2 separate regions of the Homo sapiens genome follow, and region 2 is linked to region 1. Evidence: chromatin loops called from intact Hi-C (ENCODE). Cell type or tissue: mammary epithelial cell. All regions are shown on one strand. Each heading gives the region's core, and the rest is flanking DNA. Links, peaks and the distances in the headings are about the cores only.

What was found. Peaks named below come from ENCODE experiments on the same cell type or tissue, not always from the same donor. Only the 100,000 strongest peaks of a DNase experiment are listed, where the experiment ranks them.
Region 2: a loop joins it to region 1, with 15 times the contacts of the local background. A loop is called at or near these places in 8 of 110 quality-filtered maps.

What each region holds. Positions count from the first base shown.
Region 1 is chr6:42,227,752-42,233,126 of GRCh38, forward strand. It overlaps TRERF1 (transcriptional regulating factor 1), which reads right to left. Exons shown (of 18, transcript NM_001395490.1): 17 at 4,930-5,177; 18 at 1-918. The coding sequence ends at 594. The region is part of intron 1 of LOC105375061 (a long non-coding RNA gene); the gene reads left to right. Among named protein-coding and RNA genes, the nearest start is that of MRPS10, 13 kb to the left of the region's middle. In mammary epithelial cell, for the core only: a CTCF peak has its summit at 2,714 (motif pointing left); no DNase peak of the experiment used is centred there; H3K27ac peaks cover 937 bases.
Region 2 is chr6:42,072,890-42,078,264 of GRCh38, forward strand. TAF8 (TATA-box binding protein associated factor 8) reads left to right here. Exons shown (of 9, transcript NM_138572.3): 8 at 4,211-4,350; 9 at 4,644-5,375. The coding sequence ends at 4,656. Among named protein-coding and RNA genes, the nearest start is that of TAF8, 25 kb to the left of the region's middle. In mammary epithelial cell, for the core only: a CTCF peak has its summit at 2,808 (motif pointing right); a DNase peak (open chromatin) is centred at 2,812.

The DNA.
Region 1 (5,375 bases), core at 68-5,067:
ACCTGTTTTCACATTTGGTCATCTCCTCACATGTCGTGTGAGCTGGAGGAGAGCCGTGTAACACGAGGGCTTGCTTTGCCCCTGGAAAGCTGCCCCTAGCATAGTATCTCCAGGCAAAGATGCCATGCTCACTGCAAACTATGGAATGAGGTCAGAACAGAATCAAAGTAACGCTTGATGGGAAAAGTTGGCCCCAAGACCCCAGTACTAAGAGGGTCGCCTGCGTCTCACACACACACACTCACAGCAAGCTTTGGGATAAAAGGCAACCGGGATGGTTGACATCTGAATGCAATGGAACATGAAGGTCAGCTTCAGTCCCTACTGGGAATGATTTCATGAGAAGGTAGCCCAGATGAAACACCTCTTAAAGATAGTTGTGCCAATTATTTATTCCCCCAACCCCCCACAAAAACAAATTTTTTTAAATAAAAGGAAAAGAAATAGGATTTTTTTTTCTAAACCTGAATAAAATGACCACTTTTAAAACAGGTAGTTTAAAAGGGTTACAAAACAAGCAGGCAGTCCAGGTTTCCTGATTAATGAAGATGGAGGCCGTGGGTTTTCACTGTCTCTAAGTGACACACAGGGCTTTATAGTTCTGCGTCACCCTGAAGCAAGACTGAATCTTGATCATCCAAGAGAAGATCGGTGTCCACAACTTCAGCCTCTTCCATGACACCTCCCAACTGCTGGACGACGTCGTCGTCGAGGATGTCCACATCCTTGATGGGTTTGATCAGACTCAGCTGGTCCAGGGGCAGCAGCCCCGGCGCCCCCACGGGCCCCGTAGTCCTCTCAATCGTGGCTGCCATCTCAGCTGCAAAAGCCGCCTTCTGAGCCTTTTGCCTCTGTTGTTCCTCCTGCTGCCTGTGAGTTTTCATGTGTGCATTTCGGCTTTTGATCTTGAAGAAGACTCTAAAAATAAAGAAAGAGAGGTGTGTAGAATTTAGAAGGAGATCTGAGTTCTTGGAAATCCAGGTGTCCTACGGGGAATGGGGGTGTGTGGTCTGACAAAGTCCCTGGCTGCTCGGCTTCTAGGACCTCCTTCCCCTGTGACCTGTCACCTCTCTTCCTTCCTCTCCAAGCATTACAAGGAAAGGGATGGGGACAGAACACACCTACTGTGCCTCAGGCTTCCTTCCTGTGACAATGGAGGAGGAATTCTCAAAGGCCTCCTGTCCACCTGGAGTCTGGAGCACAGGCTCTTTCTCCTCTTTCAGCCTCCCCCTTCTCCTCATCACTGACCATGCCCTCTCCACTGGAGAATCTTCTAAATCATGCTAACAAGCCCTGATGGTCCCCATCATGAAACAACCCACCATCTGCCTCTGGCCTCTGTCCCTGTTCCTCCACAGTTGAAAGTTGTTGGTTTTGTTGTTGTTGTTGTTGTTGTTTTAAATAGAGACAGGGTGTCTCTCTATTGCCCAGGCTGGAGTGCACTGGTGTGATCACAGCTCACCATAACCTTGAACTCCTGGGCTCAAGTGATCCTCCCACCTGAGCCTCTCGATTAGCTAGGACTACAGGTACATACCACCATGCCTGGCTAATTTTTAAATATTTTGTAGAGATGGAGTCTTGCTATGTTGCCCATGCTGGCCTCGAACTCCTGGCCTCAAGTGATCCTCCCACCTTGGCCTCCCAAAGTGTTGTGATTACACGTGTGAACCACTGCGCCCAACCCACGGTCAAAATTCTTGAAGGATCTGCCCACACGCACTTGGTGGATCTCTTTTTTCTCTGCTTCTTCCTCTCCAAGTGGACTGTTGTCCTCTCCCTGTCAACCCAATTGCTCTTCTCGAGGTCACTGGTAACTCTGTGTGGCCAAATTCAGTGGCCCCTGTCTTTATTGTACTTGACTTCTGAGCTACATCTACTACTCCCTTTCACTTAAGGCCCCTGCTTTGTGGCCATGATATTATCATAATGGCTACACATCCTCCAACACAGAGGACACTCCCTCTTCGCCAAGCAAGGAATTGGCAGACTTGAAATGCCAACAGTGCTGAGGTTGAGAAACCCGGGGATAAAATGATATATTGCTGGGGTTAATTCTTTAGATGAGAGGTCTGCAAACTATGGTCAGTGGGCCAAATCCTGACTGTTTTTGGGAATAAAGTTTTATTGGCACATAGCCATGTCTGTTTATGCAATGTTGATGGCCGTTTCTGTGCTGCAATGGCACAGCTGAGCAGTTATGATAAAGACAGTAAACGGCCCACAAAACCTCAAATATTAACTATCTGGACCTTTTTCAGAAGAAGCGTGCCCAGGTGTGAGACTGTTTATGGAGAGGGGGTGGCATAATACTCTTTAGTCACTTCTGAGCTCATGAAGGAAAAAACAAAACAAAACAAAAACACACACACAAAACACCTGGTTTCTAAGGCCTGAGTCCAACGGGGCTGATAAATCACAATTCTGCTTGGACACACTGAAAATGGTTAAATGTAACAAACATAATTTCAGCACCTCTAAGAGGTATTTTGTGAACATTTGCCTAATGTTATTTTGAGTTAGGAAAAGCCACAGAAACCATTTGTATTTTCCATGAAATCATAACTGGATTTCTGGTAGAAAAAGTTTCCAAGCAACGTAAGACTCCAAAAAAAAAAACATTTAATAGATGCTACTGAGACATGGCTGGGAAACATGAAATACTGATTTTTTTTAAGTTAAATCATCCTCTGTCTCCACCTGGTGGAATGTAGCGTTGTAGCCTGTTTGAGCCTAATGAGTGGGTGGTGCTAGCTCCTCTGGGGGAAAACTGGCAAGACCCTGATACCCTGATGCTGCCACTCCAGGACAAATAAGCGGGAGATCACTGAGAGTCAGCTGAGGGTGGTTCCATCATTATTTCAATTAAAAAAGCCTTAAGATCAATCCAGGGGCCCATTTCTTCCATGGTGCACCAGTGTGTGGTGGGTGGTGATGTTAAAATGACATCATGGCCAGCTTGGAAGGACAGCAGGGTGTGGAGGAGACCCACACCGAATCCCATCTCTCCCATCCCTGTGCTTCATGGGGGGAAGTGATCTGCTAGTTCCAGTTCACTTTGGTGGGTGCCATCAAGCTGGGCTTAATCAGACGCAGCATGGCATAGAGCCAGGAGCACAAGGCCAGGCCAGCCTGCATGGTGTGAATCCCCACTAGGCTGCTCGCTGTGAACTGCAACAGGGGCTTCACTTTTCTGTGCCTCAGTTTCTGCCTGTAAAAAAGAAGCTCCTAAAAGTACCTGCCTCATAGGGCTATTTTAAAGATTAATCAGTACATGTGCTATGGGTTGAATGTGTCCCCCAAACAGCACATGTTGAAAACTGAATCCCTAATGCAGCTATGTTGGAAGGTGTGGCCTAATGGGAGGTGTTTCAGTGACGAGGGCCTCACCCTCATGAATGGATTCATGCCGATTATAATAGGGTATGAGGCTGCAAGTTCAACCTCTTGCTCTCTCTCCCCTCTCTTTGCCCTTCCACAATGGGATGACTTAGCAAGAAGGCCCTTGCCAGATGCAGGCCCCTTGACCTTGAACTTCCCAGCCTCCAGAACTATAAGAAATAAATTTATTTTCTTTATAAATTATCCAGTCAGTGATATTCTGTTGTAGCAACACAAAACAGACTAAAACATGTAAAGAATCCTTTAAAACAGTGCCAGGCACATAGTTAGTACCTGATAAACAGCAGTTACTATTAAGTTGCCTGCTCTACTCTATGAGGATGTATAAGTAGAGGTCCCACCTAGCCTTGCTGATGTAACTAGGGATGTTTTCGTGGTAGAGTTTCAGAAACCACTTGGGCAGCATCTCTCCCAGGTAATACTCCTTTTCATGCTCGAGGCACTAGGAATTATGGGAAGAGGAACTCAGCAAGGCTCCTAAAGGATGTAATTCATAACAATGTAGTACCCTTCCAGTCAGGTGGACTCATTGAGAAGTACACTGGAATTCTCTACTGGAGGCTGTGGGAGGGAATCACCCATCTTACCATCAATGGCATTTTCTACCTAAAGCAAAAAACAAAGTAAACCAAAAGGAAAGAGCAGTGGTCAGAAGCCCAGGTCTGCATTCGGACAAAACTGGGTTCAAATCTCAGTTCTGCTCTTTACTGGCACTGTGATTTAGGTCAAGTCATTTTACCTAATTTTTAAACCCTTATTTGTAAAACAAAGATAAAAAAACAGTATCTGTATCACATGGAGTTTCTATGTAAGGATTAAGTGAGCTCACACACATAAAGCATGTAACAAAGTAAATGCTCAGTAAATGTTAGCTATTATAATTACTATCTCGTTACTTTTTTTCTTTAGCTGTTGTTGTTTTTTAAATTATACCTAAAAGGGGAGGATAACAAATAGGTTTTATTTCATGTGTCAACTCTGATTAATTGGTTGTGCAGCTTGAAGCATGACAACAAAAAGTAATTGAGGCTTTGTCTTAAAGTGATAGCAAAGTGTGGTGATTGATTAGTGATGTCTGCCTTAGTCACAGAAGTAAGCGAAGGTGGTAGGATTACCCTGTATGAGCCATCTGTGTTACAGAGAGTTCCTGATTAGATGTTGTAGAGCCATTCTCAAATCATTCAGCGGGGATCCAAACAGAGTAATGCTAGTGAACATAGCTTGGGTGTGAAGGGAAGGAGTGGGAACCAGAGTCCCACCTGCCATTCCTGGGAAAGAGTGAAGTTTTGTAACTTACAGGTTCACTCTCTGAAGATATCCATCCTTACAAGGCTCTAAGATAACAGAATGGCCATATTCTGAGTCTGCAACAGGACTACATACCCATCCCAAAGATGACACGAAGAAGAGTTTTGAGGTCTAAGTTCTTTTTTCTGATTGAAGAAACCTCAGGCCATCCTGGCCCAGCTCCCATAGAGCGACTACCCATCATGAACTCAGATTCAGTCCCCGGTCCCCTGCACCTACTTGCCACACTCCTTGCAGGGGAAGATGGTGGTGGGGTCTGTCTCGCCGCTGGTGGTGCTGTGAGAGGGTGAGCTCTTTACCGAACAGTACCCACTCTGGGTGCCACCAGGCTTCTGCTTCCCAGAGGGGATGGCACCTCGGGCCTTGGTCACCTGGTTGGTGCCCCCGTGGATGCGGGCATGGCCATTCAGTGCCTGTCGGGAGCTGAACACCTGGGGAAGAAAGGGAGTGACATGACATCTACAGTCCTGAAAAGGAAATTAGGGTTATTAGTTACTCAGTGGTAAACATGGAATACTTGAAACTGTCTAATGACAGGGCACAAGGGTTTTATATAAGCAAACTTTGGGCATATGCTACAAAAGGTAAAGATCAAATACCACAACCACAGATCCTGTGCCAATCAAAACCTCATCACTGCTACAATCAGAAGAGAAGAAGCGACG
Region 2 (5,375 bases), core at 175-5,174, 150 kb before region 1:
TTTTTTTGTATTTTTAGTAGAGGCGGGGTTTCACCGTGTTAGCCAGGATGGTCTCGATCTCCCGACCTCGTGATCCGCCCGCCTCAGCCTCCCAAAGTGCTGGGATTACAGGCGTGAGCCACCACGCCCAGCCAATAACAGGTATTTTAAATTATTATTTTATCTCTTGATGAGAGTGCACCTCTCAAGGTCTGTTGTTAGGCAGTACATTATTTAACCTGGTTCTAGTTTCTCCATGTACTTGAACATAAAGGAGCTATTCATTTTAAATTCATGTATAATTTAAATTCATGTATAATAGATTCTTTTCTCACACATTTGAACCAGCTGCTCTCTGCAGCCAACCCAGATATCTAAGCTTTTACTCTTTTATGAAAAATATACCAGTCACTCACTCAACCAGTGTTTATTTAGCACCTAGTATGTGCCAGATATTTTTTCTGGCTGCTTGGGATAAAGCAGTGAGAAAAACAAAGAAAACCTCTGCCTTTTAGGAGCAGAGTTTGGCTGTGGGAGAATGATACCAAACACAATATATGACTAAATCGTTGCATAGTATATCAGAAATGAAAGTGCTGTGTGGGGGAAAAACAGTAGGGGAAGATCCAGGGTGAGGAGGAGTCTTCAGTTTTTAAGTGGGGTGCTCGGAGTAGGCATTACTGAGAAGGGGATATCTGAGCAGGAGCTTGAAATGGGTGAGGGAGTGAGCCATGTGGATATCTGGGGAAGAGTGTTCTGGCAGAGGGAATGGGCAGTGCAAAGGCCCTGTGGAATAGTGAGTGGCTTGTGGGAGGGAGGGTCAGATTGGGTAGGGCCTTGTAGGCTATTTTAAGAGCTGGCTTTTAACTAAGAGAGATGGGAGTTGTGGGAGGGCGTGGAGCAGAGGAGGGATGTTTCTGAGCTTCTTAAAGCACCACTCTGATGGCTCGGTAAGAACGGACTAGAGAGATCAGTCAGGAAGCTGTCGCTATAGCCTAGGCGAGAGGCAGTGGTGGGCCCAAGTAGAGTGGTTGCCACAGAGGTGGTGGAAGTGGTCAGTGCCTGCCTGAATTTTGAAGGTAAGTCCAAGAGGCTGTGCTAACAGATTGGGTATGGGATGTCAGTGAAGGAAAAGGAGTGTGCCAGGTGTGGTGGTGCATGCCCATAGTTGCAGTCACTTGGGAAGCTGAGGCAGGAAGATTGAGCCCAGGAATTTGAGTCCAGTTTTGGGCAACATAGTGAGACCCTGTTTAAAAATAAAAGAAAGAAAACAAGCAAGAATGACCACAGAGTTTGTGACTCGAGCCATTAGAAGGATGGAGTTGCCATCACTTGTGATGGGAGGGACTGAGAAGCGCCGTTTACACCACAGGGGAAGGTCCCCAATTCAGACTTAGGTGCCTGAAGTCTGAACTGCCTACCTGATACCCCAGTGGAAATGCTGAGTGAGCAGCTGGCTGCATGAGCCTGGAAGTCGGGAGAGGTTAGGGCTGGCATTGTACTCCAGGGAGCTGTTGGCGTAGAGATGGCACTGAGAGCTGGGAGACTGGATGCAGTCACCACAGAGGGTGTAGGCCTTGCTAGAGCTCACAGGCAATTCAGGGAGCTCCTGACGGACCATTCTGCTCCCACTTTTTTTTACAAATCTCTGGGTCAGTTTGACACTTTACTTTTTTGTTTTTTTGAGACAGAGTCCCACTCTGTCGTCTAGGCTGGAGTGCAGTGGCACAATCTCGGCTCACTGCAACCTCCAACTCCCGGGTTCAAGCGACTGTCTTGCCTCAGCCTCCCAAGTAGCTGGGATTATAGGCGCCTACCACCATGCCCGGCTGATTTTTTTGTATTTTTAGTAGAGGCAGGGTTTCACCATGTTGGCCAGGCTGATCTCGAACTCTTCACCTCAGGTGATCCACCTGCCTTGGCCTCCCAAAGTGCTAGATTACAGGCGTGAGCCACCACGCCTGGCCTACTTTTTTTTTTTTTTTTTTAACTGGCTGACTTCCCCACCCCTAACCATCTCAGTGCTGCCTGTCCCTGAAGGGGACATTTCTATGAGGCCTGCTTGGGAGAAGGAAGCCTGCCGTCCTGCTCTTGTGAGCCACGGTGGGCCGAATGGAGGGAGCCTCTTGACCCTCCAGCAGTGTCTTGAGGCTGGCGTTTTCAGCACCTCTAACAGTGTTACCTCCATGTGTATCTCAGAAAACATTGAAGGCACGGTTGAAGTGAGCTTCCAGTAACTTTGAAGATAGGCTGTCTACTGTAGAGAAATGATAGGATGGACGGAGCGAGGAGATACTACTCATTTGTACCATTAGGAACTTCAGAAAGGTTGGATGCCAGATACCCAAGGGAGGTCTGGTTGTGGGCAGACCTTTTTTCCGGCACCTGGTCTGGCCTGAACTAGGTTGGTCCTGCAGCACTTGCTTTCAAGAGTCTCTGGAAGGCCCCAGTGGCTCTGGGTCACCTTGTGGTCCCACTGGATTGGGTGCTGGAGAGGGAAAACACACAGGCCCTGATACTGGGCCAATGGAACTGTGTCTTTGAAGAGAACAATTGATAGGACAGGGAGAGGGCACGCAGGGGAACCTAGATGTGATCTGGTTTCTTCTGGCTCATTAAACCTGAGACTGGTGTCCATGCCCTAGGCCAGCTGTCCTGTCAGGGGAACCTGCTATTTATTTCATGCCATCCGGTCATGGCATCCTCTGTCTGTTTTGACAGCAGCCTCTCCTGCTTGAGGTCAGTGAGGGCCTCTTTAGCCTCAAGTTGCAGAACAGGAATCTCAATGACTTCTTCCCCGTGGAAGAACTTCTTCCCCTTGGCCCATCACCAGGGGGCGCAGCCCGACCAAACGTGGAAAATAAAGGAGGCTGTGAATAAAGACAGGATAACTGACTGCTCATACTTCCAGAACAGTTTTTAAAATGTCAGCATATTACCTTTTTTTCTGTGTCTATACACAACTGTGACTTTTTAAGAATTTTGATCATACTGATTACATGTGAACTTACAAACTTTTCTGAAAAAACACATTTTTCTCAAAAAATGAACAGTAAAGCGGCCGGGCGCGGTGGCTCACGCCTGTAATCCCAGCACTTTGGGAAGCCAAGGCTGGCAGATCATGAGGTCAGGAGATCGAGACCATCCTGGCTAACATGGTGAAACCCCGTCTCTACTAAAAATAAAAAACTTAGCGGGATGTGGTGGCAGGCACCTGTACTCCCAGCTACTTGGGAGGCTGAGGCAGGAGAATCTCTTGAACCCAGAGGCGGAGCTTGCAGTGAGCTGAGATCACACCACTGCACTCCAGCCTGGGTAACAGAAGAAGACTCCATCTCAAAAAAAAAAAATGAACAGTAAAAAACCCTGCCTCGGAGTTCGAGACTAGCCTGGCCAACTGGTAAAACCCCGTCTCTACTAAAAATACAAAAATTAGCCGGGCGTCATGGCACATGCCTGAAATCCCAGCTACTTGGGAGGCTGAAGCAGGAGAATTGCTTGAACCCCGGAGACGGAGGCTGCAGTGAGCCGAGATCACGCCACTGCACTCCAGCCTGGGTGACACAGGGAGACTCCATCTCAAACAGGCAAACAAACAAACCCTGCCTCATAGGTTGCAGATAGGCATTACCAATGATGTGCATGTGCTGGTACCTGCTGGCTCTGCGTCCCTTAGTGGAACCCTCAAGGCTCAAGAAGTTTCTAGCCTGTGCTGGGATGTGATTGTTGGTACCATGTTGCAAGTACCAGAAATGTGAGGATTTGAGGGAGAAATCTGTTCTGACTTAGTCTATCTAGCTTGGCCAGGAGATGCGCTATGCAGATGATGTGTTCTGATCCTGTATCTCCCAGTCATGCAGGGCATCCAGGATCACTTTTCTTCTTCATCTCCCCACCTGGCCGGGCATCCTCCCTGAGGCATCTGAATTTGATTCCTGTCCCTCCCAGGTGTCTGTTCTTTCTAACCCCTGTCCCTGCCTTCTCCAGAGGTTCAAAACTCTGGACTCTGTTGTGTGCTCTCTTGGGTCAAGGCTGTTAGTCTTGCCTTCCCTTCATAGCCAGCCCCTGCCTGGTCCTCGCTTCATCGGGGCAGAGATAGGAATGTTGGAAAGAAGGTGCTTCCCAGGTTCTAATTTCTCAATTAGAGGATGCTAATGGTCATTCCAATTATAGGCATGATCTCTTTCCTTATGCTGTTGATGTTGTGCTTTATTTTGGCTTTTGCTCAAAGGAGGATTCTGGAGCCGAGAAGGAGAACACCTCTGTCCTGCAGCAGAACCCCTCCTTGTCGGGTAGCCGGAATGGGGAGGAGAACATCATCGATAACCCTTATCTGCGGCCGGTGAAGAAGCCCAAGATCCGCAGGAAGAAGTGAGTTGGAGGCTGGGGTCCAGAGAGCCTTCACTGTCCCACCGAGGTGGTCTTCTCTGCTTCTTGGAAGAGTCTCCTCAGTGGGGCGGAGCCTTGGGGAAAGCCACTCTGGTGAGAGGGAATAGTCTCCCTTTTCCTGTCCTTACTTGGCTCCCGTACATAGCTCTTGTTCCTTAGTGGTTGAGTGTCCTGCAGTCTAGGGACCAACCCTCACAGCACTGGAGCAGTTTTCCCCTAGAAGGAGAGCAGACAGGGCCCACACCAGGAGGCTCCATGGTTCCTCTTCTTTCTAGGTCCCTCTCCTGAGCTGAGAAGGAAACCTGGCTTGTACAGGGGCGCAGATTCCACCCTCCCGGGGAGTTAAAGCCACTCAAGGGAAGAAGAGGGTGACCTCCTCATGGCCAAGCCGAGGCTGCAGGGTGTGATCGGACATGATTTTCATGGCAAACCGTCTTATTAAGATGACCTATTTTCACTGGATGTTTGGGTTGAGGAAGATATGAACAGAATAATGAGAATTTTTTTTTTTATTTTGAGATGGAGTCTTACTCTATCACCCAGGCTGGAATGCAGTGGTGTGATCTCAGCTCACTGCAGTCTCAGCAACCCTGGGTCCAAGTGATTCTCCTGCCTTGGCCTCCCGAGTAGCTGGGACTAGAGGCAAGCGCCACCATGCTGGCTAATTTTTGTATTTTGAGTAGAGATAGGGTTTCGCCATGTTGGCCAGGCTGGTCTTGAACTCCTGACCTCAAGTGATCCACCCGCATTGGCCTCCCAAAGAGTTGCGATTACAGGTGTGAGCCACCACGCCCAGCTAATTTTTGTATTTTTAATAGAGATAAGGTTTCGCCATGTTGGCCAGGCTGGTCTTGAACTCCTGACCTCAAGTGATAACCCGCCTCGGCCTCCCAAAGTGCTGAGATTACAGGCGTGAGCCACCGCACCCCACCAGAGACTTTCTTAATCAATCAGGCTATGTGGTGGGGCATAGCAGCAGCCAGTGACTTCGTTCATTATCACAGGAT